2 separate regions of the Homo sapiens genome follow, and region 2 is linked to region 1. Evidence: chromatin contacts called from ENCODE Hi-C or POLR2A ChIA-PET data. All regions are on one chromosome and are shown on one strand. Each heading gives the region's core, a stretch centred on a gene start or an enhancer-like site at or near the end of the contact. The rest is flanking DNA. Distances are from core to core; before and after follow the strand shown.

Region 1 (2,878 bases), core at 108-2,607:
CCGGAAGGGGGCATCCGAGTCAGCCTCGTCTCACCTGACGCCAAAACCCCACCCAGCTCCCAAAGGCTGTTTCTCACCGTTTGGGAAGTGTTGTTCCTCCTGTCACCTCATATGGAGCCCACAACTCTCAAGACAGGCATGGAGAGGACGTTAGTTGTGGACCATGTTACACACAAGGAAATCTAGGCTTACGTGGACAGAGCACAGAGGAGCTGGGAGGGGTGGAATCAGGCCATCTTCCTCTCAGAGAATCACTCGTCAGATCCGATGATATTGGCCATGGCCCAGGGCTCAGGCCCGAGGGGTGTCCACCTGGTCTGATCAGAGGCCAGTGGAGAGCTCAGGGCACAGCTTTACCTGCCAGCGAGTGGTTGCCCCTGAGCCAGGCTGGGAGGCCGAGGAGGCAGCAGCCCTGAGGGGCCTGAGAGAGGGGACTTACACAGGTGGTGGACACATCTGAAGTCTTGCAGAGAAGGGGCCTGGAGTTCCCAGGTAAGTGCTGTTGCCATGGGCTCGGGGAGCCACCAGGGCCTTGGAGCACTTGGGCGTCCCAGGATCAGATCTGAGCCGACCTCATGAGGCTGATCATTTGCCGGACTGAGCTCCTCACCAGGCCCCTGTGTGTGTCTATGTGGATCCTGCAAGAACATGGCCAGAGCCAGCCAGAGGAGCCTGGGAGGTGGAACGGGGGTTGTTCTGAGATGGTGGCAGTGAGGAGCAGGATGTCTCTGTGAGAGAAGGGAGCAGTTCGGTGGCACCTTGCCCAGGCTCAGTCCTGGCACAGTTATCCTGAGCAAACCCTGGTGCTGGAGTTGTGTGTGCTGCCCTCCGCGCTCACATCCTGGCAGGTAAAGTTCTTCCTCACTGGGCACGGAGGGAGAGGCCTGTGTTTCCAGGCTCCTTGAAGGAGCTCCCATTAGACTACACAAACATGAGCCTGCCTGTCTTTTCTCATCATATCTTTGGCCATGTGTGTGTGTGTGTGTGAGATAGGGTCTTGCTCTGTTGCTCAGACTGGAGTGCAAGCCTCAGCCTCCCAAGTAGCTGGGACTACAGTTGCACACTCCATGCCTGGCTAATTTTTAAAATTATTTTGTAGAGACTGAGGGTTTGCTGTGTTGCCTTGGCTGAGCTACTCTACCCGGCCACACCTTTGGCCTCTTAAAGGTCAGCCCTTCACATCATGTCATCAGTGACCTGACAGACGAGAAAGCCGCTTTTCTCCTCTCTGGCCCCTCCTCGGCTCTTGCTGCTAGGAGAGAAGCAGACATCTGGCCTGAATGTGACTCCAGTGCCCCATCGGAAGTGAAACTTGCCCTCTCTTGCAGGTGTTTGAGAAGCTGCAGCTGCTCAACCCTGAAATAGAAGCAGAACAAATATTAATGTCGCCCAACTCATATATAAAGCTGCAGACAAACAGGTACGTGACTCAGCTCTTGTTTCCAGCAAAGTTGTGCGGCTGTGCTTGCATCCGACACCTCATGTGTCAACACTGTCAGGAGCCATGGGTACTTTCAGGGAGGTTTTCTCCTGCTGTGCTTGGAATGGGTGAGGCCTCTGCCTGCTCCTTCTCTTCTCTGTGGTGCTCCTCTGCTTCTTGAAATCACTTCTCACTGTGGGTCTCTTTTTCCTCCTTGTAGCCTAGAAACATTTTTATGCGAGGTACTAAAATTCAGTCTTTAAAAGGGAAAAAAACACCAGCTTAGAAATGTTGTGTTTCAAGACTTGCCACTCAGAGTGTAGCCCATGAGCCAGAAGCATCAGCATCACCGGGAAGAGAAGATGCAGCTCTCAAGCCCCACCCCAGACCTGCCCAGGGAGAAGCTGCACCCTAGGGAGATCCCCAGGCGAGGGGGCCGCACAGTAACGCTTGGGAAAAGCTGTTTAAAGCTCTTCTGCAAACCTAATTCCTACCTTTGATTCCAAGGGGATGCCTTTCGTAACAGTGGCTTGCATTTGAATGGCAGTTGCCAAGCGGGAGACTCCACGGGCCACAGGACACTTACATGTTGCATGAAACACATACATGTTTTCATTCAGCCAAAAGTAACAAAGTGCCAGGCTCCATGCTGGGCTCCAGGAACACAGATATGGGTGACATAGGGTGCCCCGGAGGAGGGTAGCAGGAGAAGGCTATTAAAAAGCAAGGTGTAGTATTCAAACCAGAGCCCAAAGAAGGGTGCTGTCCATGGGGATTTAGGGGAGGCATGTCCCAGATGGAGATGCTCGGGCTGCAGTTCTTGAAGGATGAATAAGAGTTCCCCAGGTTAAGAGGAAGGGGTTGGTGGGGGAAGAATGTTTAGGCAGAGGCAATAACATTTGCTCCTAGTCATCTATAGGGCTGTGGAAGAGACAGAGATGATGGAAACTAGCCGTGGGAGCTGGAGGCCTTTGCTTCCTGGGTTTCTTTATTATATTAATAAATATGTAAAAGGGTAACAGATACGGCATAATTTGCTTCCTACCCAGTACATAGTATCAGTAGTTTGCTAACAGTTTTCTTAGCGGGTAGTCTGTTTTTATCCTGTTGACAGTCCTTAGAAATAGGACAAGACAGGATCATTACACACCTTTTACCAAGTAAGAAGTCAACGCCGAGAGAAGAGGGGACATAATGTGCACACAGCTGGTGGCAGGACATGTTGGGACCGGCTTTGGATTCTGTCGGACTCAAAGCCCCATCCTCCACTATGCCAGGATGCCTTGCTTCAGTAAATTGAGAACAATTTGCTGCAGAAATGATATTTTACAGTAGATGTCCCATGGAGCTGATGAAAGAAACTGCCCTCATAGTCTCTCCCTCCCTGCTGGCTGACCCACGGCAGGCACTGCTCTGGGAAGAGTGAGACGCCACACTTTGCTCGGAACCATTGGATTT
Region 2 (2,878 bases), core at 180-2,679, 1.1 Mb before region 1:
TGAGCTGATTTATTTCCCCAGACAGGAAACGGGGGCCCAGGCTGCCTCCCAAGCTTTTGGGGCTGGTCCTGGGGATGCCGGGATCTGGCAGAGGCCCAACAGTGACCAAAATAGCCAGGCCGGTGGCCCTACCCGGCACACACCTCCCTGCCTGGGAGAGCTGCCCACAGGTCTCCTCTCCAGTCCAGGCTGAAGTCCAGGCTGAAGCTTTGAGGCTGTAGGAGGAGGTCCCTGGAATTCTCTCTGTGTGGCTTCCCTAGTGGGAGGGGGACGAGAATCTCCTACTCAAAAGAGGAACCCACAGAAGGAAGAGAAATAGTCTGGAGGGGGAAGTGTCCTGCTGGCCCTGCCGGCTGTCCACTACCCCTTGGCTGCCCCTCCGGGCCTTGGTCCCACCACTCAGGACTGCTGGACGCTGGCGCTGCCACCTGCACACCACCTATGGAGTGCATGCACCTATGGAGCCACGCTGCCCTATCACCTCTCCCCACTCAGCGCCGGCCCTGGAGAACCAGCTCTGGCCATTGGACCCTCTAGGCACCAGGGACACCCTCTTGGGTACAGCCGAGGACACACGAGTGCCCACAACCAGGGACCTGGAGACACAACCACACTCAGGGACACGCACGTGCACCTAGCCAGGGCCTGGAAGACGCAGCCCCCCACACACAGATTCATGCAGACACAAACGGGGACACACAAGAGCACACATCCAAAGACAGCACACTCAGGTATCACACACAGAGAGGCACACACACACAGCCCAGCACGCAGAGAATAACAGACATGCACCGGAACACACATGTGCACGCTGCTGGGGACACGGTGAAACAGTCACCCTCAGAAACACAGACACAGGGATACGGAGGCACATGTAGGCATCCTGACGGAGACAGGCACACAGATATGCCACACACACACACACACACACACACACACACACACACACACACACACTCTCCTGCCGCCCGCACCAAGAGCCGGAGCCCTTTTGCCGGGGAAACAATAACAGCCCCGCCAGCGGGACTGAGCAGGCGACTCTCGGTCCCTTCCGCGGTGGTGAAAGGGGCGCCGGATGGGCGCACGCGGAGGGGAGGAGGCCGGGACTGCGGCGACGCGGGGATGGGGAGGGGCTGCAGACGGCGGGCAGCGCCGGCTGCGCGCCCAGCTCCCGGTCCCTCCGGTACCTGGGGTGGCTGCGGCGCCGCCCGCGCTCTGCTCGGCTGTGCCGGGTTCCGCCGGCCGGGGGCTGCCTGCCCGCTCGCTCTCTGACCCGCTGGGTGAACGCTCCGCACTCCCTCTTGGCGCAGCTTGTCCTCTGGGCTTGCGGTCCTCGGGGCTCGGCGTTGGCGGCGGCGCGAAGGAAGCGGTAATTTATAAGCGGCTTCTTCCTGACCTCGCGTGTCTGTTGTCTGAGCAGGCAGCTCTCAGCATCACCCATCCTGCTGGGTGGAAAAATACCAGCTCGGCCGGGCCGGGGGCGGGGCCGGGGCGGGGCCGGGGCTTCCAGCCCCGCCCCAAGTGCGGACACACGCGCGCACACATACACATGCACACACATACACGCAAACACGCACGCGCGCATGGGCTCGGACACACAAAGAACCCGGGCTCGCCGAGCGCGCGCGCACACCCTCATGCCGCGCGGCGAACGTTCGTTGCCAGGTGCGGCAGCCCGCCCTGGGCGCCTCCTGCCTGCGGAAGAAGAGCAGGACAGACCCGACCCGACCCGCCTAGTCCTTTCCTTCACAGCAGCCTCCAAACTCCACCGCTCGCCTCTTCCGCCAGGCTCCTAGGATGAGGCCCAGGGCTCCTGGAGCAGCCAGGTGCAAACCAGACCGGGCTCGCACTCCACTGCGTTGCCCTGGGCGATCGTCCACGTTCTGGGAGACTCGGTATGCCCCGGGAGGGTGGCCTGAGCTTGTGGTGTGAAGCCAGGTACAGAGCTCCAGAATCCTGGCCTTGCCATGGCTGTGTGACCCTGGGCAAGTGACTCAATTTCTCTGCCTCAGTGTCCTCATCTATAAAATGGAAAGGAAAATAGTAGCGCTTGTCTCCTCCGGCTGTTATGAAGATCCAAGGTTAACAGCGTAGAGAACTCGGAACGCACCCGGCATCTAGGAAGTGCCAAGCCAGTGTCAGCTAATGTGACTATTTTTAAATGGAGATGGGGAGTGTGCCATTATTCTTGTCCTTATTTGAATGAACGGGCCCTCAGGGACCATTTTCCACTGCCCCGCCCTGGCAGCATGAGAGGGAAACGCTGTGAGAACCCCGAACCCCAGCCTTCTCCTGTCCCTCTCTCTCTCTCTCTCTCTCTGCACCTGGGAGGCGGGGAGGAGAGAGCCGATCCTTCCACCATTTACACGGAGAATGAAAGAAGAAATACCGGCCAGGCGCGGTGGCTCATGCCTGTAATCCCAGCACTTTGGGAGGCCGAGGGGGCAGATCACCTGAGGTCAGGAGTTCGAGACCAGCCTGGCCAACATGGCGAAACTCCGTCTCTACTAAAAGTACAAAAATTAGCCTGGCGTGGTGCCGGGTGCCTATAATCCCAGCTACTCAGGAGGCTGAGGCAGGAGAATCCCTTGAACCCGGGAGGCGGAGGTTGCAGTGAGCCGAGATCACGCCACTGCACTCCAGCCTGGGTGACAAGAATGAGTCTCAAAAAAACAAAAAAGAAGAAGAAGAAGAAATACCACACAGGTCCGACCAAGAGCTGCCCCCACTCAGGCCAGGATCCCTGCCTGGAAGGGCTCTGCAGCCACTCTCCCTGTACAGCCCCAGGATGCTAAGGAGCATCCCGAAGTGACACTGGCTCTCCCTGGAGGCCCCTGCCATCGGACTCCAACCTGACCTTCCAGTGGGTGCTCCTCAT

What was found. A loop is a pair of places that touch in the nucleus more often than their neighbours do. ChIA-PET counts read pairs that join two places held with the same protein, here RNA polymerase II (POLR2A). Pooled maps may share reads with other maps.
Region 2: a loop to region 1 is called in a pooled map, with 4 times the contacts of the local background. The contact joins the promoter of SLC6A6 here to the enhancer-like site in region 1. A Hi-C loop is called at or near these places in 1 of 37 single-sample maps with no recorded cell type and 1 of 50 pooled maps. POLR2A ChIA-PET finds 5 or more read pairs at or near these places in 1 of 52 experiments (H1).

What each region holds. Positions count from the first base shown.
Region 1 is chr3:13,330,835-13,333,712 of GRCh38, reverse strand. NUP210 (nucleoporin 210) reads left to right here. Exons shown (of 40, transcript NM_024923.4): 29 at 1,329-1,420. Among named protein-coding and RNA genes, the nearest start is that of NUP210, 88 kb to the left of the region's middle. RefSeq lists enhancers at 890-939, 1,260-1,619 and a silencer at 2,787-2,878. Within about 2 kb of position 1,357, at least 8 of the 41 ENCODE cell types and tissues checked have a DNase peak (open chromatin) inside an H3K27ac peak, as active enhancers do.
Region 2 is chr3:14,401,157-14,404,034 of GRCh38, reverse strand. SLC6A6 (solute carrier family 6 member 6) reads right to left here and starts at 1,429. Exons shown (of 15, transcript NM_003043.6): 1 at 1,188-1,429. It overlaps LOC105376959 (a long non-coding RNA gene), which reads left to right and starts at 1,628. Exons shown (of 8, transcript XR_007095825.1): 1 at 1,628-2,878. RefSeq lists enhancers at 246-325, 396-455, 1,776-1,945, 1,956-2,005 and a silencer at 1,106-1,635.